Regions from separate parts of the Homo sapiens genome. Here regions 1 and 2 are each linked to region 3. The links are chromatin loops, found by intact Hi-C in ENCODE. Cell type or tissue: psoas muscle. All regions are shown on one strand. Region 1 overlaps WASHC4 (WASH complex subunit 4). Region 2 overlaps WASHC4 (WASH complex subunit 4). Region 3 overlaps TXNRD1 (thioredoxin reductase 1).

Evidence for each region. Peaks named below come from ENCODE experiments on the same cell type or tissue, not always from the same donor. Only the 100,000 strongest peaks of a DNase experiment are listed, where the experiment ranks them.
Region 1: a loop joins it to region 3, with 2.9 times the contacts of the local background. A loop is called at or near these places in 4 of 110 quality-filtered maps.
Region 2: a loop joins it to region 3, with 3 times the contacts of the local background. A loop is called at or near these places in 3 of 110 quality-filtered maps.

What each region holds. Positions count from the first base shown.
Region 1 is chr12:105,120,221-105,128,220 of GRCh38, forward strand. WASHC4 (WASH complex subunit 4) reads left to right here. Exons shown (of 33, transcript NM_015275.3): 8 at 335-377; 9 at 881-984; 10 at 1,898-2,018; 11 at 5,784-5,907; 12 at 6,015-6,142; 13 at 6,909-7,069. Among named protein-coding and RNA genes, the nearest start is that of WASHC4, 16 kb to the left of the region's middle. In psoas muscle, no CTCF peak of the experiment used is centred here; no DNase peak of the experiment used is centred here.
Region 2 is chr12:105,140,372-105,148,371 of GRCh38, forward strand. It overlaps WASHC4 (WASH complex subunit 4), which reads left to right. Exons shown (of 33, transcript NM_015275.3): 16 at 1-30; 17 at 528-674; 18 at 796-875; 19 at 2,082-2,187; 20 at 2,756-2,872; 21 at 3,916-4,084; 22 at 4,347-4,501; 23 at 6,081-6,155; 24 at 6,671-6,775. Among named protein-coding and RNA genes, the nearest start is that of WASHC4, 37 kb to the left of the region's middle. In psoas muscle, no CTCF peak of the experiment used is centred here; no DNase peak of the experiment used is centred here.
Region 3 is chr12:104,311,429-104,319,428 of GRCh38, forward strand. TXNRD1 (thioredoxin reductase 1) reads left to right here. Exons shown (of 17, transcript NM_001093771.3): 6 at 1,817-1,889; 7 at 4,349-4,468; 8 at 7,485-7,627. Among named protein-coding and RNA genes, the nearest start is that of EID3, 12 kb to the left of the region's middle. In psoas muscle, no CTCF peak of the experiment used is centred here; no DNase peak of the experiment used is centred here; H3K27ac peaks cover 781 bases.

The DNA.
Region 1 (8,000 bases), 810 kb after region 3:
AATCATTTGGGTTTCAATGGGTAAGGTTATTCATAGGTCACCTATCATCATAGCCCTACCCATGAGTGGGATATAGGCAAGAATACTATTAGGTTGGTGCAAGAATTATTGCTGTTTTTGTATCACAGTTACTTTTGCACCATCCTAATAGTATGCACAAAGTAGTTCTCTTCTTGGGAAAGTGGACTTGACGCTCTTAAATTTTAAATAACTAGAGCCTTAATAAAGATAAATATTAAAATTCCAAGATCATCTGCTCCTGTATGTATTTGAAATAAGAATAAACTATGACAAAAAGGAAGTTTTTTTTAACTTGGTTGTTATTTTATTATAGGATTGCACCCAAAATTATAGAGACAACTGGAGTTCATTTTCAGGTAAAAGACATTTAGCTTGACCTGTAAAACTGTAATTATTACTATATTTTACTTTGGAGTTTGTATGGTTGGAGAGTATGACAGTCATAGGAACACTCTTAAAGAGGCGTGTGTGTGTGTGTGTGTTTGTGTGTGTTTGCATTTGTTCTCTTTCATCTGTGAAGTTGATGAGTCATTATTGACCATTATCAGTGTAACTTAGTTTTTCCCAGTAGTGCCGTAATGCAGATTCTCTAAATGATGTCTTTGGACAGTGAAATAAATCTGCAGTATTGCAACTAAGGATGAAATTTTGTTCATCTTAAAAAGAGAAAAGTATTCTCTATTTAAGACTAAAAGACAAATAGTCCTTTCTGAGGATCCAACCTGTAGCTGAATAAATTGATTTACCCACTACTTTTACTAATTCAGTAATCAGCCCAAATGATTTTACTTTAAACGTCTACATGAGGCTTAACTTCTAACTAGTGACTAAATGATAATCATTAAAGGTTTTTTGACAGACTATGTATGAGCACTTGGGAGAACTGCTAACAGTTTTGCTCACCCTGGATGAAATTATTGATAATCATATCACACTGAAAGACCACTGGACTATGTACAAAAGGTACACCAATTAAAATATTTTAAAATGTTTCTTACTTTGGTTAATGTATTTGTGTTAGTAAAAAGTAAACAGATATAAATAATACAGATTTTCTAAAAGACCTGGGGATTGATATTTAGAAGGAGCTCATATCAAATATTTTTATGACTACAGTAACCATTCTTTAATTTCACATGAGTTTGTTGGGACGAGTATAATACATCTGTATAAAGCATCCTAATTCTTATAGTAGTAGAAAGTTAATTTGCCTAGCTTAGGACTCAGATTTATTGTTTTCCTTGGGTTCTATTCAGGTGACAGTTTTTTCTTCTTTTTCTTTGTTGAGACAGAGTCTCACTGTGTTGCCAGGCTGGAGTGCAGTGGCGTGATCTCGGCTCACTGCAACTTCTGCCTCCTGGGTTCAAGTGATTCTCCTACCTCAGCCTCCCAAGTAGCTGGGACTACAGGCGTGTGCCACCATGCCCAGCTAACTTTTGTATTTTTAGTAGAGACGGCGTTTCACCATGTTGGCCAGGATGGTCTCCATCTCTTGACCTCATGATCCGCCCGCCTTGGCCTCCCAAAGTGCTGGGATTACAGGTGTGAGCCACCATGCCCAGCCCGACAGTTTTTCTTTCCTGAGCTTGGTTTTATTTTATTGTATACCCTGAATTTTTTTTAGACCATGGTTTATTTTATTCATGTTCTGAGTACTTATTAAATGTCTGGTATGTACAGATTATGAGGCATTTTGATTGAAGATGATATTAAAAAGCGTAAGAAAATCTATTAGGATTGTTGTGTTCAAATTTTCAAATGTGTAGAGCCAAACAAGAAATATAAATATAAAATTTTGACTTCCAGGAAAATTTTTAATTTTTAATTTAAGAATTTATTAGGTAGATTTAAGATGTTTCTCTTAATTTTCCTCAAGGTTACTGAAATCTGTCCATCACAATCCTTCAAAATTTGGAATTCAGGAAGAAAAATTAAAGCCATTTGAAAAGTTCTTGCTGAAGCTAGAAGGGCAATTACTGGATGGAATGATATTCCAGGTAAGTAGGTCTGTATCAGACTGTAACAGTGGGGCTCATATTAGACGACAAAGCTCAGAATTATAGTAGGACACTTTTATAATATACTGTTGAATATAATTTTCTTTAAAAAGTGCTTTGGCTTAAAATTATTGTTACAGTACTAAAATATTTCTGTATCTAGTAGCCAACAAAATGAATAGTATATTAGTTGTATTTGGAGCAAGAGTTTTAGAAAAATTATGTAAATGGATAAAAATATTTGAGGATTAACATCTAATCTTAGTAGTTAGGTATAGGCATATCTTGTTTTATTGCATTTCGCTTTATTGCATTTCCCAGGTAATTGCATTTTCTACAAATTAAAGGTTTGTGGCAATCCTGCATCAAGCAAGTCTTTCATCGTCATTTTTCCAACAGCATGTGTTCACTTTGTCTCTGTGTCACATTTTGGTAATTCTTGCAATATTTTAAACTTTTTCATTATTATTATAGCTGTTATGGTGATCAGTGGTTTCTGATGTTACTATTGTAATTGTTCTGGGGTGCTACAAATAGTGCCCCTGTAAGATGATGAACTTAATCGATAAATGTTGTGTGTGTTCTGACTGCTTTATCAACTGGCTAGCTCTTGTCCTTTCTCCCTCTCTTCAAGCCTTTTTATTCTCTGAGACACAACCATATTGAAATTAGGCCAATTAATAGCCCTACAGTGGCCTCTAAGTGTTCAAACGAAAAGAAGAGTTTCATGTCTCTTAATCAAAAGCTAGACATGGTTAAGCTTAGCTAGGAAGTCATATCAAAAGTAGAGATAGGGCCGGGCGCGGTGGCTCATGCCTGTAATCCCAGCACTTTGGGAGGCCAGGCACGCAGATCACGTGAGGTCAGGAGTTCAAGACCAGCCTGGCCAAGATGGTGAAACCTTCTCTCTACTAAAAATGCAAAAATTAGTAAGGTGTTAGGGCAAGCGCTTGTAATCCCAGCTACTCGGGAAGCTGAGGCAGGAGAATCGCTTGAACCTGGGAGGCAGAGGTTGCAGTGAGTCAGGATCACGCCATTGCACTCCAGCTTGGGCGACGAGGGAGACTCCATCTTTTAGGGGGGTGGGGAAAGCAGAGATAGGCTGAAAGTTAGGCCTCTTGCTGTGACTAGCTAGCCAACGTGTGAATGCAAAGGAAAAATTTTGAAGGAAATTAAAATGCTGTGAACACACAGATGATAAGAAAGTGAAACAGCATTACTGCTCATATGGAGAAAGTTTTGTTGGACTGAATTGAAAATCAAACCAACCGCAACATTAGTTTAAGCCAAAGCCTAATCCAGAGCAAGGCTGTAACTCTCTTTAATTCTCTGAAGGCTAAGAGAGGTGGGGAAGCTGTAGAAGAAAAATTTGAACCTAGCACAGGTTGGTTTATGAGGTTTAAGGAAGGAAGCTGTCTCCATAACATTAAAGTGCAAAAGCAGCAAGTGCTCATGTAGAAGCCAGTAAGTTATCCAGAAGATCTGGCTAAAATCACTGATAGAGGTGGCCACACTTAGCAACAGATTTTTCAGTGTAGATGTAACAGCCTTCTATTGGAAGATGCCACCTACATCTTTCATAGAGGAAAAGTCAATTCCTGGCTTCAAAGAAAGCCAGTGCCCATTTGCCATTCTGAAAATCTTAGGGCCCTTAAAAATTATATTACTCTACTCTGCCTGTTCTCTGTAAGTGGAACAACAAAGCCTGATGACAGCATATCAACATTGAGGCAAGACCCTTGGCCAGCAAAAAGATGATAGCTCACTGAAGGCTCAAATGTTAGCATTTTTAGCAATAAAGTGTTTTTTAATTAATATACTTTTTTTTAGACATAATGCTATTGCATACTTAATATACTATAGTATAGTGTAAATATAACTTTTTTTTTTTTTTTTTCGAGACGGACTTTCACTCTTGTTGCCCAGGCTGGAGTGCAGTGGAGCTATCTCGGCTCACCACAACCTCTGCCTCACGGGTTCAAGCAATTCTCCTGCCTCAGCCTCCCGAGTAGCTGGGATTAAAGGCATCTACTACCATGCCCAGCTAATTTTGTATTTTTAGTAGAGATGGGGTTTCTCCATGTTGGTCAGGCTGGTCTTGAACTCCCGACCTCAGGTGATCTGCCCACCTTGGAAATTGGTGTCACTCATGTTTTTGTGCTGGTTGGGAACTGAACCTATGGTTTCTGTGAGGTGTGCCTGTATTGTGTTTGCTGTTAACCTCTAGGTTTAGGTTTTTTTTGGTTTTGTTTTTGTTTTTGAGATGGAGTCTTGCCCTGTCACCCAGGCTGGAGTGCAGTGGCGTAATCTTTGCTCACTGCAACCTCCGCCTCCTGGGTTCAAATGATTCTCCTGCCTCAGCCTCCCGAGTAGCTGGGATTACAGGCGTCCACCACTGCACTCAGCTAATTTTTGTATTTTTAGTAGAGACGAGGTTTCACCATGTTGGCCAGGCTGGTCTCGAACTCCTGACCTCGTGATCTGCCCACCTCAGCCTCCCAAAGTCCTGGGATTACAGGCATGAGCCACCATGCCCGGCCAGGTTAAGGTTTTTAAGACAACCCTTAACAAGTCTGTTTAATTCTTCCTAGGCCCAGGGAATGTAATTTGGGTTTGCACAGTCTAGTATGGTAGCTTCTAACTACATGTGGCTATTTAAATGTAAATAAATTAAAATGAAATACAAAATTCACTTTTTTACTCACGCTAGCCACATTTCAAGTCCTTAATAGCCACATATAGTTAATGACTAGTTATATCAGACAGCACAGATACAGAATATTTCCATCATCACAGAAAGTTCTGTTGGAGAGCGCTGCTTTAAGCAGGTTCCACTCGAAATTGCATTATATTCCATTTATAATATACTTCAAGGTTACCTTTAGTTTATGTTTTACATGATCACAGTTTTTAACCGATTGATCTCAACTCTTGTTTACAGTTGACCCTTTGAATAACATGCTTTTGAAGTGTGCACGGGTCCACTTATATACAGATTGTTTTTCAATAAATGTATTAGAAAATTTTTTGAACATTAGCAACACTTTTGAAAAAAACTTGCAGACAAATGGCATAGCCTAGAAATATTAAAAAAACTTGAGGAAAAGTTAGGTATGTCATGAATGCATAAAATATATGTAGATACTAATCTATTTATGTGTTAATTGACTTATGTTATCCATAAGGCTTTTGGTCAACAGTGTGCTATTACTAGTTAAGTTTTTGGGTAGACAAAAGTTATATGAAGATTTTTGACTGCACGAGGGTCAGTGTCCCTAACTTTATGTTTAAGCGTCAACTATATATCAATTTAAATGTTAGTTCATTAGGTTAAGAAGATAATTTTTTTGTTATTGATTCTTTTTCCAGGAGACATTTCTATACATGCTATAATAAAGTGCTAGGAAAGTAATTGTAAGCAGAAAACATAAATTCTACTCTTAAAAGTGCAAAGTAAAATAAAAAATATGCTTTATCTTTTATACATCTCTGAACATCGTGTGTATCTCTTTATACAGGATTATAGATTTGGGTTCAATTTTATTACTTTCACATAACTAGTACCCAAATATATAAATACATATATATTTTTCATTCACAAAGATCTAAATATTAGATTAGATTAAGAACCTGAGCTTTAGTTTTAGTAAAATTTAAATGATGAATATAGAAATTTATCATACACTGTATTTAGTGTATGATATTTAAATGTTTAATCGTTTATTATTGAGAGTCTGAATTTCTCTTTCAATGTTTCCTGTCTAGGCCTGTATAGAACAACAATTTGATTCTCTCAATGGAGGAGTATCTGTGTCAAAAAATAGTACTTTTGCTGAGGAATTTGCACATAGTATTCGGTCAATTTTTGCAAATGTAGAAGCCAAACTTGGTAATGTAAATCGCATTTTTTGGTTTTTGTTTATAAAATTTGCATTTCCTTAAAAGCATAATTGAAGTATATTTGTTCTGCTTTCTCTTATGTTATTGATTTGTAAGGAGAACCTTCTGAAATTGACCAGAGAGACAAGTATGTTGGAATTTGTGGACTCTTTGTATTGCACTTTCAGATTTTTCGAACTATTGATAAAAAGTTTTATAAGTCTTTATTGGACATTTGTAAGAAGGTAAGAACTTGAAACTTATTTTTCAATTTGAGCAGATTAAAAAGATTGCAGATAAAACTAAATATTTTAAAATGCATTTTATTCCTGTTTACAAAAATAATTTAAAAGTATTCACTTGTAAAATTCAAGTATTCCAGAAATAAGTAACTTAGTGAATGAAAATACGTCGTATTTCTACATCATATTACTACATATTGGTAGATGGTGTTCAGATTTGTTCCTGTACAACTTCTCTTAGTGCTACTAATACTACTTTTTTCTTTTCCTTTTCTTTGCCACTGATTTTCATTACTGAAGATGAAGAAATTTAAAATATATTTCTTTCTATGTCTTTGCTATTTTCATAATGTGGTATCTGATTTCAAAATTGAAAGATTAGTTTGTGTGTAACATCAAGTGATAGTAACTATGATAACCCAGCCAATTTTTTAAAAAACTTATGTACTTAAATAGAATGAAACTAAAAGACATGAAGATTCAAGTTTCTATTGTTGCATTTTTTTATCTGACAGTCCATGAAAGGGTGTTTTGTGTGTGTGTTATTTAATATTCAGGTGAATAAAATTGTCATGCTCAACACCAGATGTAGAAATGCCTTAACTCTGCCACAGTGAAAGATATTTGTCTCATAATATATTAATAAGTATTTTTTGTGGTTATTTTTTCTTGAAATCAGTTGTCTTCCATGTGTATTATAGAACTTTTAAACAGCTTGTTGTTTAGCCTGCATTTAATGAATTTTCCCCTTTTCCCTTTTCTGTTTCAGGTACCAGCCATCACTCTAACTGCTAATATTATTTGGTTTCCTGATAATTTTCTGATCCAGAAAATACCAGCAGCTGCCAAACTGCTAGACAGAAAAAGTCTTCAAGCCATTAAAATACACAGGGATACTTTTCTACAACAGAAAGCTCAATCACTTACCAAGTAGGTTTTATAAACAAGTATAATGAAAATATTTAGATATCCTTTATTTTCAAAGATTATACTAACACTTAATGTATAGTACCATTTGAATTATAAGATTAAATGTACTTGATAAGTAAGGGTCAGGCAATCTCCAGGAGATTTGTTTTCTAGAAGTTTTTTGTAAAGAATATTTTACACTTAAAGTCAATTTAAGATGTAGACAGATTATACTTTATGGATACAAATGCGTACATACATAGTTTTTATCATCTGTGTTAAATATTTTTTGTCCAAATGAAGTCTCAGATTTTGTTGCAGTAGATATCATTTGATGACATTAAAAACATTCTGTGTCCATGGTGATTTTGGGAGAGGTTGAGTTTTTCTTGATGTGCTTCCTTTTTCCCCCTTCTTTTTATTTTTATGAAAATAGTATATGCATGTATATAAAACATCAAAAAGTGCTAAAGCTTAAAGGGAAAGATAATTCTTCCCAGTTCCTTCCTGTATTTCAGTCTTGCTCTCCAAAGGCACACTTTTAACTCTTTGTTTCTTCTTTTTTTTACATCCTTATTTTTTGTATACGTCCTTATTTTTTATCTCTTATTGTGTAAATTTTCAAATATACGTAAAGTAGAGAAAATAGTATAAAGAGCCCCTACGTTCCCATCACCCAGCTTCAACAATTAATTTATTGCACATTCTTTCTTGAGTACATGGCTAAAATCACGTTAACTTGGATAAAGCTTTTGAGTGAAATGACACAGGACTCTGCCACTAGCCCCATGCTGGTGACAGATTTTTGTTTGTGATATGGCTAAAGATGTAATGGGGATACTTACCTACTTTCTGTTGATTTTGACTATCAAAGGGAAGTTGGATCACTACTATACATTGGGGGAAGGAAGATCATGTCATTTTTAGTACTGCCATGTCCTCTGATTAAAGT
Region 2 (8,000 bases), 830 kb after region 3:
CAGGCTCTTCATTCTATTTCTGTGGCCAAGGTATGCAGCTTATTATGTATTTAGCATAAGTATGTTATCTTTTTTGTTTGTTCTTTCATTGTTTTATATGTGTTTTCTGGTTTAACCTGTTTATTCCATTCCTTCAAACATAATATGCTCGGTTATTTATCTCCATAGTATTTTACAATTTTTACTTCAAGTTATTGGCATTATCTTTACTGTGAAATTGCAGCATGTAATACATTAATACACTTCTAAAAAGACATTGCACTTTTGAAATTGATGCATCATTTAAAAAATGATTTCTTAGTAAATTAACATGGAAATTTTAAAGTATGCCTAATACATTTGCTGTTTCTGACAGTACTAAGGGATCATATTACAGAAGTAAAGTATAAATGTCAGAAGCTTAAATGGGGAAAGTATTTGTGTATGCTCTCTTAAATTGAATCATGGAAAAGATAATCAAGAAGTTTTTCTTCTGAGTCTTTTGTTACTGCCTCAGAAACAAATAGTTTTCCTGTTTTATTTTTAAGAAAAGAGTGATTTCTGACAAAAAATACAGCGAACAGCGTCTTGATGTGCTCTCTGCTCTAGTTTTGGCTGAAAACACTCTAAATGGACCAAGCACAAAGCAACGGCGACTTATTGTTTCTTTGGCACTAAGTGTTGGCACACAAATGGTAAGTGTATTGCTATTACTTATGGAACAGAAATGAGATCTGAGATTTCACAGTTCCCTTGTTACTGACCCTAGAAACCTTTGACTGCAACTTCTCTGCCTTTTTTTCCTGTCCCTGATAGAAAACATTTAAAGATGAAGAACTCTTTCCACTTCAAGTAGTCATGAAAAAACTGGATCTTATTAGTGAACTTAGAGAACGGTAAGTAGGACTGGGATATGCTGTGGTACTCCAAAGACAGGGTTAATAGAAACATTGATTTTCTTTTTAGCATAGCAAGAGAAGAAATAAAATTCAGATCGAGCATTAGTTCCTTTCTGTAACTTCTTTAGCATGACCAAAATGAGATTGTGACTAGGGATCATATTTATTTAGCTTTGCTTCTACAGGAAGCATGTAGCCCCTAGAAAAACTCACATGAGAAAAAGCAGTGCAACCTCAGAGCATCTGGCCGACTTTGATGCATATCGTGATTATTATGTTGGGTATCTTTATTGGACTTAAATTGCTGTATTATAACAGGGCTTCCTCTATTTGTGTGAGACTTAGCAATCCATGATACGTAGTGTTCTATGATTTTATTTTAAGACACGAATTTGAATTAACATTGTTGAATTAGTTTTTGGAAGGCTTATTTTTGTAGCTCCTTCTGGCTTTCTTGTTTTCTTTTTGTTGAGTAAGCGTAAATTTCTTGAAGGGAAATTTGAATTTTGGTTTCCAGCTGAATTAAGGTTACAGCACAATTTCCATTTAGTATTCATATTTATAACTTACTTTTTTGTTGTTCTGGAGAAGCTGACATTTTTCTTGTTATTGGCATTTAATTTTCCACTCTTGGAAGAAATATTGAGCCTTTTTCATTATAAGATAGTTAATGATCATTCTGTTGCCCTTTAAGGTGTGAAATAGTCACTTGGCAAAGATTGTAGACATGTTAAGTGTGGGTTTTTTTTTGGGGCGGGGGGGGTCACAATTTTTTTTTTTTAAAAGATTTTTCTTTCCAACTTAGAGTCAGGGAAAATGGAGCATGTGATGCAAGTATTTAAGTCTAGTCATAGCAAATAATATTGAAAATGAGTTTGTTTTTATTTACCAAAACCAAAAATGGTCAATAAATGTTTATTTTAAACTCTGATATTTGAATATTATGCATATCATTTTTCAAGTATGGTTTACAAAAGCATATGTGCAGAATTCTGACAATGTCAGGCATTGGAGTGTTTGTTACCTTTGTTTCATTTTGATAGTATTTCTTTTGTGACTTTTCTATACTATGTTGGGTTAAGTGATGTAGGGAATGCGAACTGTGTAAGATGGAACTCTTCCTTCTGTAGTAGATGTCATTCCTTTCATATTGTTTTGGGATTCTTCAGTTTTGGTGTGACTGATTACTACTTTACATTGTAGAGTCCAAACACAATGTGACTGTTGTTTTTTATACTGGCATCGAGCTGTCTTCCCAATTTATTTAGATGATGTATATGAAAATGCTGTTGATGCAGCCAGATTACATGTAAGTAAAGAACAATATAAAGAATAATTCTATCATTTTAAAAGTCACTGTGTAAACCGTTTTAGTTTAAAATAGATCATTTGATTTAATAAACTTTTAAAATTGACTGTTTTGTAAACTGCATATTCATAAAGTGTTTATAGTCTGTAGTTAAATTTTATGTTACTGTTAACGAAGTTAATTTATTTAATTTCTTCCTTCATGTTCCTAATCATTTTCATTTCACTTAATTTTAGTTTATGTCATAGTAATCTGACATTTACTCATCAGCAAATTACAATGCAAAAGAAAAAATATTTTTAAGAAATATTCATATTTTTCTTTATGGAAATAAGTGTGTTTAAATGCACAAGATAGGAAAGGACTAGCGAATGTGATTTTTTTTGGGTATATTTAGTTAAAGTATATGCTTTAGGTTCTTTTTCTTTAGGAAAGTTAAGACAGTTGTGGAAAATCATTTTTCCTTCAGATCGAGGTTTTGTCTTTCAAGATAATTAACTTTTGCAGTATTGTTTAGATTAGAGACCTGGTTTTTCTAAATTCATGTACATTTTAATTTTCTTCTTAGTACATGTTCAGTGCTTTGCGCGACTGTGTACCTGCTATGATGCATGCAAGGCATTTAGAGTCCTATGAGATACTTCTGGATTGCTATGACAAGGAAATTATGGAAATTTTAAATGAGGTAACATCATATTTGAGATTGAAAAGCTTAAAACATGTTTGGAATGTAGTGTTTGGAAAAAAAATGTTCGATTGAAGCAGACTCACTGAGTTAAAATTATTTATAAATTGCTGGGTAGAACAAAGAACTATTTTTAGTTACAATATCACTGTTGTGCTAATTGGTCTGTAATTCATTTATTTAGAAATCACACTAGGAATTAGGAGATTTTAAATTTACTTTTGTAAATAGATATTTTAATTTAAAGTTGTTTATTAGAAGAATGCAAATGTGAAATGGTTTTGAATGTTGAAAGCTGCTAATGGTCCAGTTAAAGCAACTTAACCATTAATATTTTACTGAATTTTATTTGCAGAGCTCCTGAGAGAAGGAAATTATATATTTAAAAGATTTAGTGTGTAACAAAAGTAATTTGAATCCAATATGTATGCCCCTCCTTTTGTTAAGGAAATATGTATTATAAACACTGATATCTTTAAAATTAAATTTCCATTTAGTGATATTTTTATTTGGAGGGAGGAATTAAAAATGAGGAAATTTCACAATATAATCCTACCTGGGTTTGATGAAATTGTGAAAAACTTTTTATAATTTCTTGTATTACGTATTCTTATTTAGGAAATAAAATACATGCCTGGATAGTAATTTAGAACTCCTTGGTAGACCAGAAAAGATGATTAATTTTATTACCTTTAGCACAATGAATTTTGTGATTTTTTTTTTAACAGTTATTACAAGGAAGCTTTTTTCTTTTCTCTCTTGCCTGTTCTCATGCCCTTTCCTCCTTTGTTGCTGGTTTCCATAAATTTTATGCTTTAAGTTGCATATTCATGTTCCTTATGATGGTACCATCAATCATTAGTTTTAGATTTTCTTTTCAAGAGTATTAACCTTAAGGTATTGGTGAAAATAAAGACTTAGAATTTATGTAACTGCTTCTGACCAAAAAACTATTGGTTTAAAATGGAGCATAGACATGTAGGGAAACAATACAATTGCAATATCATTTTGAAAAATTAAAGTATCAAATCTTTTGTGAATAGCATTTGCTGGACAAATTATGCAAAGAAATAGAGAAAGATCTGCGACTTTCTGTGCATACTCATTTAAAGCTGGATGACCGAAACCCTTTCAAAGTTGGCATGAAAGACCTGGCTCTTTTTTTCTCTCTGAATCCAATTCGGTTTTTCAATCGTTTCATTGACATTCGGGGTGAGTGTTTTGCTTTCCTTCTTAGAGTCATATTCTCTTTTTTTTTTTTTTTTACCCTACTGTTAAACAAAACTTTGAGGGTATATTTAAATTTTGTGTTGTTATTCTTTAATTACATTTTGTTTCTTTTCTCATTTTTATTAATACCTTATTTTAAAGGAACAAATCTGATGTTCAAGGACAAGTTGTTGTTTTTTCCTTTTAGGTTTCATTTCTTTTCCTTTTCTACTGTTTCACAAGTTGAATTTTTTTTTTTTGGTAGCTTACGTAACTCACTACCTAGACAAGACTTTCTACAATCTAACAACTGTAGCCCTTCATGACTGGGCCACTTATAGTGAGATGAGAAACTTAGCTACTCAGCGTTATGGACTGGTTATGACAGAGGCACATCTTCCCAGTCAGACTTTGGAACAGGTATAGTATAAAATGTTTTTTTTAGCATACTGTGACTGTTGGCTGTAACAGTACTTTTTAAGGAAGTCTTTTTTCTTTTTGCTTTAGTTAGTATGTGCTTATTTTTTAAGAAATTATTTGCCATATAAAATCTTATACTTGACAACAGTAAAAAATTAGGTGCTGCTAAATTGCTTTATAAAGGAATTTACCACCGGGGTCCTGCTTATATTCAGCCTTCTGTTGAGCATTCGAGATATACATATATATTTATATTTATATACAGCTTTTCAGAAACACTAGAATAGTGAAGTGACTTCTGTAGAATTTTAAGAAGTTCAAAGTCACATTTAAGGATTTTAAGCCTGGTTATAGTATATAAAATTTAGTATCTTAGGAAAAATGGTTAAATTTACATGATTACAAATGTGTTTTTTGTTCTTAAAATGAGGAGTATAGGAAAACATTTAGCTTTGCTAATTCAATTAGTTAATGTACAGTATGGCATTGTCTCATGAATGTAATAATTTATGTTATCAGATAATTTGCGTGGAGTTCTCTTTAAGATGATCCAGATAATATTTACCAAAAAACATTTATTCAGTTCTAAAATTTGAGGATTCTAGTTTTCCCTTTATCTTGCTGCATGTAGGGATTATTTCTAGGATCAGTTTGTATATCCTTTCATTTATTTTGTATATCCTTTCATTTATTCATTTATATATCTGATATTTATTGAGAACATGCTAGGCACTGAACTATGTTTAGGAATACAAAGATAAATATAAATAGTCCCAGCTCATGTAATATCCTCTGGGAGAAAAAATGTGTAAACAAATTTTTAGATTAGAATATGATAAAAGTTATAATAAAAACTTAAAAAGGTATTGTGATGCTCCTTTGAGCTCTAATTAGAAAAAACTATGGAACAGTTTATATGATACCATTGGGTGTTAGAGTAATATCTATTTAAAGAATGAAGGATTCTTAATAGAAAACTTGTACTATTTAAAAGGGGTCTGGTGTGATCAAAAGAAGCATAACAGTTTGGAATTAGACTTTCTAAAGTCCCAAGGCCCTGCTGCTGCCTAGCTATTTTGCCTCAGAGAACAACTTCCTTAGCTTCTTTTTTGTCACCTGTGGAATTTAGAAGAATGATACCTCATATTTTAGAATTACATATAAGGAACCTTGCAAAGTACCTGAAAAATAGTATGTATTTTATGAATGTCACAGCACATTCTGACTACCTTTTAGAATCTGGCTACTAGTTTACTTTGTAGAAAAAATGTAGAGAAGATTGTTGAAGAGACAAATATTCTCAAGGCTGGTGGGGAGATGACTGTGGGTCATGGATCTTTTAATATTTAAACTTAACTGTTCCTGTCTGCACAAAAGATAAAGTAATAAGCAGCCAGGTTTCCCTAAGGAGATAGTCTTGATTTGTCTTTTAACGTTTGATCGTACCTTTTATATAGTTCTTTAAAATAACTTAAAAATTATTAGGAAACAGTATAATCAATAAGTCATTATGCTGATACAAGTTTAACTGATTATTTTAATGAATTATAATAAAACTTGTATGTGTATTATGTTGTAGGGCCTTGATGTTTTAGAAATTATGAGAAACATTCATATATTTGTGTCCCGATACCTCTATAATCTCAACAATCAGGTGAGTAGGGTTTATAAATTTTTTTTTTTTAATGTAGGTGGAGATAGTTGGAAGGCTGAGGGGCAAGGAATTGATTTTTATGGGTGAAAATTAAATGAAACAAAAAATAATTGTTTTCGAGGCCTTGTTTATTTTTTTGCCTTGATTATACCAGTTGTGTATCTTTTATTCGAAATGTTTAGGACAAGAAGTGTTTTGGATTTCAGATTTTTTTTTGGATTTTGGAATATTCGTATCATATACCACTTGAGGATCCCTAATCTGAAAATCCAAAATCTGAAATGCTCCAGAATCGTAAACTTCTGACCACCAACATGACGCTCAAAGGAAACGCTCATTGGAACATTTTGGATTTCAGATTTTCGGATTAAGGATACTCACCTGTACTGTCTTGATTGCATTTTCAATTAAATTGTCTTTAATGAAATAGATTCTAAAATTTTCTTTGGATACCTGTTTGACCAGTGTTTGCTATGGGTTGCGTTGTTACTGAGCATAAATTTGTTTCATTGCAGATTTTTATTGAACGAACAAGCAATAACAAGCATTTGAATACTATTAATATTCGGCATATTGCTAATTCAATTCGAACACATGGCACGGGAATTATGAATACAACTGTAAGAACTTTTCTTTGGGGGTTGAGTGGGTAATAGACCCGTTTAATAGCTTGGAACGTGGTTTTCTCATAGAATATTGCGGTAAACATACACTACTAGTTTATATTTTACATGAATTTCCATTTTTTTTCTGGTTAGTAATTAAAATGTCTGGTCCTAAAATTGTGTTGGATGTGATGGGAGCTGTGATACAAAAGACACTTTAGGGTAGATTACCATCTCAGAGCCATCATTATAAATAGTGCTAGATATTTGAGGACATCAGCACATTAATATATGTGTGTGCACACATATATATATGTTTATCTGTGTTGATCTGTGATCCCTGAAAGTTTACTTTTGAAAGTCAACAATAGATAGTAATTTACTTAATGTTATTTATGCCCTTTTTGGGGCAGGGTTTGCTAATTATTTGATGTCCATATAAATAGGAACTTACTAAAAATATATTGAATCTTCTTAGAAATGGGCATTCACCGCTTGGCGTGGTGGCTCACGCTTGTAATCCCAGCACTTTGGGAGGCTGAAGCAGGAGGATCACCTGAGGTTGGGAGTTCAAGACCAGCCTGACCAACATGGAGAAACCCCATCTCTACTAAAAATACAAAATTAGCCAGGCGTGGTGGCGGGCGCCTGTAATCCCAGCTGCTTGGGAGGCTGAGGCAGGAGAATCGCTTGAACCTGGGAGGCAGAGGTTGCAGTGAGCTGAGATTGCGCCATTGCACTCCAGCTTGGGCAGCAAGAGCGAAACTCCATCTCAAAAAAAAAAAAACAAACAAAAACGAAATGGGCATTCACTTGAAGGAATTATTTGAACTCGTATGCTATTTTTCTGTCTGTGGAAAAAGAGAAGTCTTTGAATTTACCTGGTTTTCAGAGCACAGTTAATTTCTCCTTTAGGGGAGAAGACTGAATGCTTAAGTAGTACAGTATTATTAAACACATTTGGAGTAGGGAATTGGGAGAAAATGGAAAGTTAAGTTGGGATCATTTAAGTATACAGTGGAAAAGCATTGAAGATTTTGAGCCAATGAGTGATATGATTGGAGCTCCATTATAGTGGGGTTATCAATATAGAAATGAAACATACAATTTTAAATTCCAAATGAAGAGTCATCCATGTAATGATCATGTTTGTACCTTTGAGGATAAATAAAACTGAACTTTTGAGAGTAAACTCTTCCTTGACTTCTATCATCTATCAAATATTCATGTAACAGATGTG
Region 3 (8,000 bases):
TGTCTGTTGTCTGTTGTCTGGGTGGTGATTAGAATATTAACATCCCTGACAGGGTTCTCTCCTCTCTCTGTGGAATTTATTTGATCCACTCCTGTGACATTTTGCACATTAACTTGGGCAGGACATGGACATCGTAAGGGACCACTTTATAAATCATTTTTCCAGATTAAAATATACATTCCTTATATTAAAGTATAGGGCCCAGTATTTTGGAACACGTTTCCGTTCACTTTAAGTTTAATTGATTTTTCAGAGATAATAAGGGTGTTGTGCCTGGTGTGGTGACTCACGCCTGTAATCCCAGCACTTTGGGAGTCCGAGGTGGGCGGATCACCTGAGGTCAGGAGTTCAAGACCAGCCTGGCCAATGTGGTGAAACTCCATCTCTACTAAAAATACAAAAATTAGCCAGGCGTGGTGGTGGGCACCTGTAATCCCAGTTACTTGGGAGGCTGAGGCAGGAGAATGGCTTGAACCTTGGAGGCCGAGTTTGCAGTGAGCTGAGATCGCACCATTGCACTCCAGCCTGGTCAACAGGAGCAAAACTCTGTCTTTAAAAAATATATATATATATGTGTATATATATGTATATATACACACATATATATGGGTATTGTGTGGAAATGGTCTGAAATTAAGCAAATATATTTCTTAGTTAATATTTCTTAGTTAATATTTGTCTTTTTCACTTGAATGATTTCCCTGTTCATAACCCCTTCTCTCCAATATAAAAAAAGATGGGGAGCAATTGGGTTTCTTAAACCCATTTATTAAAAATGATTTGCTTTTTGTATATGTGAGGTTATCTAATAACCACTAACTCTGTGGTCTGAGGGTGATTGGGAAGAGGATGTATAAATAAAGAAGGTTAGGAGTGAGGCTCCTGGTTCTGAATCAAGATAAATTTCCCATGTGAGGACCCCTTGGGCCTGTCATCCTTACCCAACAGGTTCCTTTAAAAGATGAAGTGGTTATAATTCCCTAAGGTATAGCTTGTGCTGAATCAGTAATGGGTAGAAGCTGCCCAAATACTGCAGACCAGTATGTAGCATGAAGCAATGCTTTACTGAAAGTAATTGAGGAATAATACCTGATGTATTTTACTCCAGTGGTGGTGTGTTTGAAAGACGTGTAGACTCAGTCCTTTCAAATAACCTTTGGAGGTCTAGTTGCCAATATTCAAAGCTTATTCTCTGAGAATGATAAAAGATATTCTGCAAAACAAACTTCTAACTCTTGTTTCCCTCCCTAAAAATATATTTGGAAATATCATAGATGTTGTCAACTTTTTCATGAGCGCCTCATGTGAAAATTTTAGGAAATCTTGTAATACAGAAGAAAAACTTCTTCAGTATTCTGCCTTAGAAACCAAATTAGATTAAACTTTAAAATGATTTTTAAAATATCACCTTATAGGATACAGGTTGCATTAAGGGCTGTAGACTATCAGTAAACCTGCTTTTTCAGCTACTTGGCAACTTGCTTGGAAATGGCCACTTTCTTTTTTCAGGTTATTGCTGAATCTGTTATTGTTTGAGTGGAATTATGTGAGAGAAGTCTAAGGTTTCCAGCTGATTCTAACAATTTTACTACTCTATTCTGCATAATTTTAAAATCTACTCTCAGAACTATCTGAATATCTGTTAATTTTTATCCTGGAGTTTAACTAATCATCATGGTGTGTGAAGTACCCAGGTATTAATTATTCGTTATGCTTTAAGCTCTATAGCTTAAAAAAAAATCATGGATTTTTAACAGCCCATTTCCAATCTGTCATGTTAACCTTTCCAACTCACTTTAATAATTTTATTTTCCAGGAGGCAGCCCAATATGGCAAGAAGGTGATGGTCCTGGACTTTGTCACTCCCACCCCTCTTGGAACTAGATGGGGTAAGCTTTTAAGATACTCTAGAAGTGATGTTGCCGAAGTAGTTTTCCCCTGGCAATAATCTAACTGGTTCCTAAAGCCTAATTAAAAAAATCAAAAACTAAGTTAAAGAAAAAACAGCCCCAAAACATATATATCTTTTATTTGAGCCAAGTTAAAATGGATCAGGTTAAATGCTAAAAATTTAGGTTCTTTGGCACAGAGTCAAGAAGTAAGAACCCTGTCTACAAGCTATGATTTAAAGGTAAATATTTGAGTAATCTAGCATATATAGGGGCTTAATAACTGAAAATTTAAACTTTTCATATGTGGATTTGTTTTAAATCTACCTCCTACATTCAACAAGAGTTGGAATCAGATACCCTACTGTATAGCCCTTGCTGCTTCTGAGTCTTGATGAATTATATGTTCATAATATTTACTGAACATTTATTATGAACCAAGGCAATGACGATATAGCAGTGAACTCGGCATATTCAAAGTTCATGCCCTTGTGAAGCTTATATTCTAAGTGGGGAGACAAAAGATACCTAAGAACTTTAGGAGTTGTGGTAAGCGGTATTGAAAAAATTAATATAGTGGCATAGAGAGGAAGTGGATAAAGGAGAATTTAACTTCGAGAAGATTATCAAGGAAGACATCTGAAGAGGTGACATTTAGAAGAGGCCAAAGAATGAGAATGAGCCAGCTGTCAAAAGGTGAGGCAGAACCTTCCAGGCAGCTTCTCTTTCTTTGAGGATAGCACATACAAAGGCCCTGAGGTAGGTAAAAGTCCTTCATGGTTGTGGCATGGATAATGGGAGCTGGAGGTGGTAGTGTGAGATGAGACCAGAGAGGAAGGCAGGTGTCACTATTGAGGGCTTTGTAGGCCAAGATGAGGAATTTGGACTAATCAAAGCATATAATTTGGACTAAATTGGACTAATCAGAGCATATAAATGAGCCTTTGAAGACTCTAAGGCAGGGGAGCCATGTGATAATATAAGATTTTTTAAAGATTACTTGGCTGCTTGCATTAGAAGGAACCAAGAAGCAGGAAGTCCAGATAAGGCGATGTCACAATTTCTGATTCATCCATTCAGCAGATATTTAATGTGTCAATCTGTGTCAGACACTGCTCTTGGTACTAGGTATATCCCTTCTGACCTGTGGAGCATATACTCCAGAGTGACAACTGGTAGTATTCTACTCAGAGGACTTACTTTGAGCTGTGAAGTCTGTTGCCATCTTTCACTCTTATGTCATTTTGGTCACCTGCCTGTGTTTTGTTCTAATGGAAACAAGCTGTCACCATATTCTTTAAGCTTAGGGATACTAAACCTATTTTTAGGGAGCAAGGGAAGTCATGCATCCTTTAAAAAACCAAGTGAATGCTGTAGGCCACCTCCTTAAAAAAATGCACATATACACCAAAATTTTTTTCTTTTTTTTTTTTTTTTTTTTTGAGATGGAGTCTCGCTCTGTCGCCCGGGCTGGAGTGCAGTGGCGCTATCTCGGCTCACTGCAACCTCCACCTCCTGGGTACAAGCAGTTCTCCTGCCTCAGCCTCCTTAGTAGCTGGGATTACAGACACGTACCACCATGCCCAGCTAATTTTCTGTGCTTTTAGTAGAGACAGGGTTTCACCGTTTTGGCCAGGCTGGTCTCGAACTCCTGACCTCAAATGATCCACCCGCCTCGGCCTCCCAAAGTGCTGGGATTACAGGCGTGAGCCACCACGCCCAGCCAATATACACCAAATTTTATATGCAGTTTAAGACCCACTGCACTCTAATCATCCCCAGCATAGCAACCCCTTTATCAGTTACCTCTGCATAGATTCAATGGCAAGTGCAGATGCTGCTTGAATTACAATGGGGGACTACATCCTGATAAAATCCTTTGTAAGTTGAAAACAAGTCAAAAATGCATTTAATACACCTAACCTCCCGAACATCATAGCTTAGCCTGGTCTACCTTAAACATGCTCCGAAAACTTACATTAACCTACAGTTGGGCAAAATCATCTAACACAAAGCCTATTTTATAATAAAGTGTTGAATATCTCATATAATTTACTGAATACTGAACTGAAAGTGAAACACAGTATGGGTGTATGGGTATCAACATAAAGAGAAAAATCGTAAGTCGGGTCGTCTGTATAGGGTTGTGTACATAGTAAGATTTCAATTTCTGGCATCTTTATCAGCAGTCAGTTAATTTTGTATCTTTGAAGTATACGGAAATTGTGGAAATCTGCCCCTCTTTTTGTTTTGTTTTAGGATGATGTTACCGTGTTTGGTATGTAAGGGTCTCTGAACTTATGGATGTTGTAAGAGTTAGGAATAAACTTTATTACTGACCACATTAAGCAAATATAATACAATATTTCTTAGAGTTGTAATAATTGTTGACTTTGTTCTTTGAATGTTTGTAAGGCTTGGAAAGCAGGTTATAAACTGATTTCTCAATGTTGTTGTAGGTCTCGGAGGAACATGTGTGAATGTGGGTTGCATACCTAAAAAACTGATGCATCAAGCAGCTTTGTTAGGACAAGCCCTGCAAGACTCTCGAAATTATGGATGGAAAGTCGAGGAGACAGGTATGAGAGGGAAAAGCTACTCTTCTGTTTGTGCTTTTGGGGGTTTGAGCTGCAATTTTTGTGATGCGTCGTCCATTTTCATGAAGATAGCAAATAGCCTAGTTGTTTTTATTGTTTACATTTTTGATGGATATAATCACTGGAGTTATCCTTTGTCAAGTATTTACATAGTTGTTATGGTAACAACAGATACTGCATTTGGACTATGGTATTTCTGTAATATAAAATTAGAGTTCTTTTGAATATATTGTCATGTAGTATTTGTGAGAAATCATACAATGTTTATAATTTGTAAGGAAGTACTAATTGCATTTGCTTTCTTTCATGTTGCATTTTTCTCCCTCCAAAGAAGTCTGTTTCATGAGCTGATGTTTGTGGGGGGTGGGGGTTGTTTGTTCAGGAGGGGGTGGTTAGGCTTTGTTGGATTAAAACTATTTAGAGTACCCTAGAAACCCTAGATGAGTTTAAGAGATTGGAATTGTTAATTTTATTTTTATTTATTTATTTATTTGAGACGGAGTCTCACTCTGTCGCCCAGGCTGGAGTGCAGTGGCACGATCTCAGCTCACTGCAAGCTCCGCCTCCCGGGTTCACACCATTCTCCTGCCTCAGCCTCCCGAGTAGCTGGGATTACGGGCGCCTGCCACCACGCCTGGCTAATTTTTTGCATTTTTAGTAGAGGTGGGGTTTTACCATGTTAGCCAGGATGGTCTCGATCTCCTGACCTCATGATCCACCTGCCTCAGCCTCCCAAAGTGCTGGGATTACAGGTGTGAGCCACCGTGCCTGGTGGAATTGTTAATTTTAGAAAGTAGATTGCATTATTTAGTAGAAGAATAAAATGAGATCTGGCATAGCTTCCTGGCTAATTTATGACATATGTCACTCTGTTGTGAAGAGTGAAACTCCAACCCCTATGTGATTTGAGGTTTGAGACCTATGCATTATGGAGCATTTGAGGGAAAATATTCCAGCCAGTAGCCAGGATAAACATTTTGTGGCTTTTTTGGGGTTTTAATTGTTTATTAAATGTAAAGATAAGGCATAAATGTATACTTGGAAAAATTTTGCTCTCACTCAAACTAGTTATGCTTCTCTTGTTGATGCTTTTACTTCCTACTTAAAATAATAGTACCTTTTCCAAGTCTGGAATCTTAGAAAATCACTAACTTTTAAAGTTTTATAATGTTGGGGTCACATTGTTTGCTCAGACCCTTAAGAGAGAGAGGGATATAGGAGGAAATTTTGTAAAACATTGATAATTACTGCAGCTTAGATGATTAGCACATGTGGGTGAGCTATATACTATTCTATTCCACTCCTAGCAGAGAAACAGCAAGTCCTGAGCCTTTTGTAGTGGTGGTAGACAGAGGCCAGGCAGGGAGGTTAGTCCAAGCTTCCTGCAGCCTTCCCTACCCACAAGCTACCTGGTCCTCTAGAACCATAACCGCAGTGGCATCTGCAGTTACTTTTTTTTTTTTTTTTTTTTTCAGTTGAACCAATTTCTTAAGGTTTGCTCTAATTCTAACATTATGATCATATGAATTCAATATCCATGATCTATCTGTTCTCTTAGAGGCTATAAATCAATTTTTTGTGCTGTCATTCCCACTTCCAGAGGCTGGCCAGTAAGTGTTATAAGCCTATTTTCAAAACTTACTGTATAGCCAGCCAGGATCATGCCTGTAATCCCAACAGTTTAGGAGGCCAAGGGGAAAGGATCAGTTTGAGACCAGAAGTTCGAGACTACCTTGGACAACAAAGCAAGAGCCTGTCTCTACAAAGAATAATTAGTCGGGCCTGGAAGCCCTCTCCTATAGTCCCAGCTTCTCAGGAGGCTGAAGCAGGGGGATAATTTGAGCCCAGGAGTTCAAGGCTGCAGTGAGCTGTGATTGATTGCACCACTGCACTCCAGCCTGGGCAACAGAGTGAGACCCTGTCTCTAAAGAAGAGATTATTGAGGCTGGGTGCAATGACTCATGCCTGTAATCCCAGCACTTTGGGAGGCTGAAGTCGGCAGAGCACTTGAGGTCGGGAGTTTGAGACCAGCCTGGCCAACATGGCAAAACTGCGTCTCTACTAAAAATATAAACAATTAGCTGGGCATGATGGCCCACACTTGTAGTCCCAGCTACTCTTGAGGCTGAGGCACGAGAATAGCTTGAACCCTGGGTTGAGGGGTACGGAGGTTGCAGTGAGCCCAGATTGAGCCACTGCATTCCAGTCTGGGCAGTCTGGGCAACCAAAGGGTTGATTTTTATCCTTTGAAATTTAATATTACTTTAGTGTCCTGACTTAAAGGATTAATTTAATTATGACAGAATCAAAAAGAATAAAAAAGTTTTCTCTTTGATAAGATATGGGAGTTTGGAGGAAATGTGATAAGACTCTTAAAATCCTGTCTAAATGAATAGTCAGTGAATTTTTTCCGTAAAAGGCCATATGGTAAATATTTTAGGATTCTTGGGGCATAGGGTCTCTAGTAGCTACTTAACTCTGCTTATGTAGTGTGAAAGTAGCACTAGAAAATATCGAAATAAATAAGCATGGCTGTATTTTAATAAAGCTTTATTTACAAAAAGCTGATGGGCTGGATTGGCCCATGGTGCAGTTTGCCAGCCCCTGACATAAACACTGTTACTAGTGTAGTAACTCCATACTCGGCTACATCAGAATCTCTTGGATTTTCTTACAAACACAGAATCCTAAGCCTTAATATATCCCAGAAATCAGTAAAATTCAAGTTCGTTTCTAGATAAAGAAGGAAAAAGTTTGTGTATTGTTATTTTAGTTTAAAATTGTCAGGGGATCTGTCTTGTATTATTTAATTGTATTAGTCTTATAAGAGAATACTTGAAGATGAAAAAGTGGCATATGTGCTCAAAATGGAGGATTTGCCCTTTCAGATTGCCTTTTAGAGCTCTGCTCCCTGTATTTCACTTGAGTGGTTATTGAGAAATGATCTTTGCCAGCAGTTGAAAAGCCAAACAAGATTTTGTTTTATTTTCTTATACAGTTAAGCATGATTGGGACAGAATGATAGAAGCTGTACAGAATCACATTGGCTCTTTGAATTGGGGCTACCGAGTAGCTCTGCGGGAGAAAAAAGTCGTCTATGAGAATGCTTATGGGCAATTTATTGGTCCTCACAGGATTAAGGTAATTGTGTGACATCCTGACTAGCTTTTTTTTTTTCTTTTTTCTCTTTTTAAAAGCTTTGGTTAGAAAATGTTAAAGTATTATAATAAAAGTAATAGCCACTGTGACCCAGACTATCCAGTTTGGTGATTTTGCTATCATATCATCCTATGGGGCCTTGTGTGGAGGTATGGTAAAGTGTAAGTATGCTGGACCAGACCGCCTGGTTTTGAGGCTTGGCTCCAGCACTTACTAACATTGTGACTTTGAGTAAGTCTGTTAACTACTCAGTCTTAATTTATCCTTTTTACTATATTATTGTCCTCATTATGAGGATGAAATGAGACAATGTAGTGAATGGCCTTTGTTAACTATGAAGTTTACAATTCTGAGG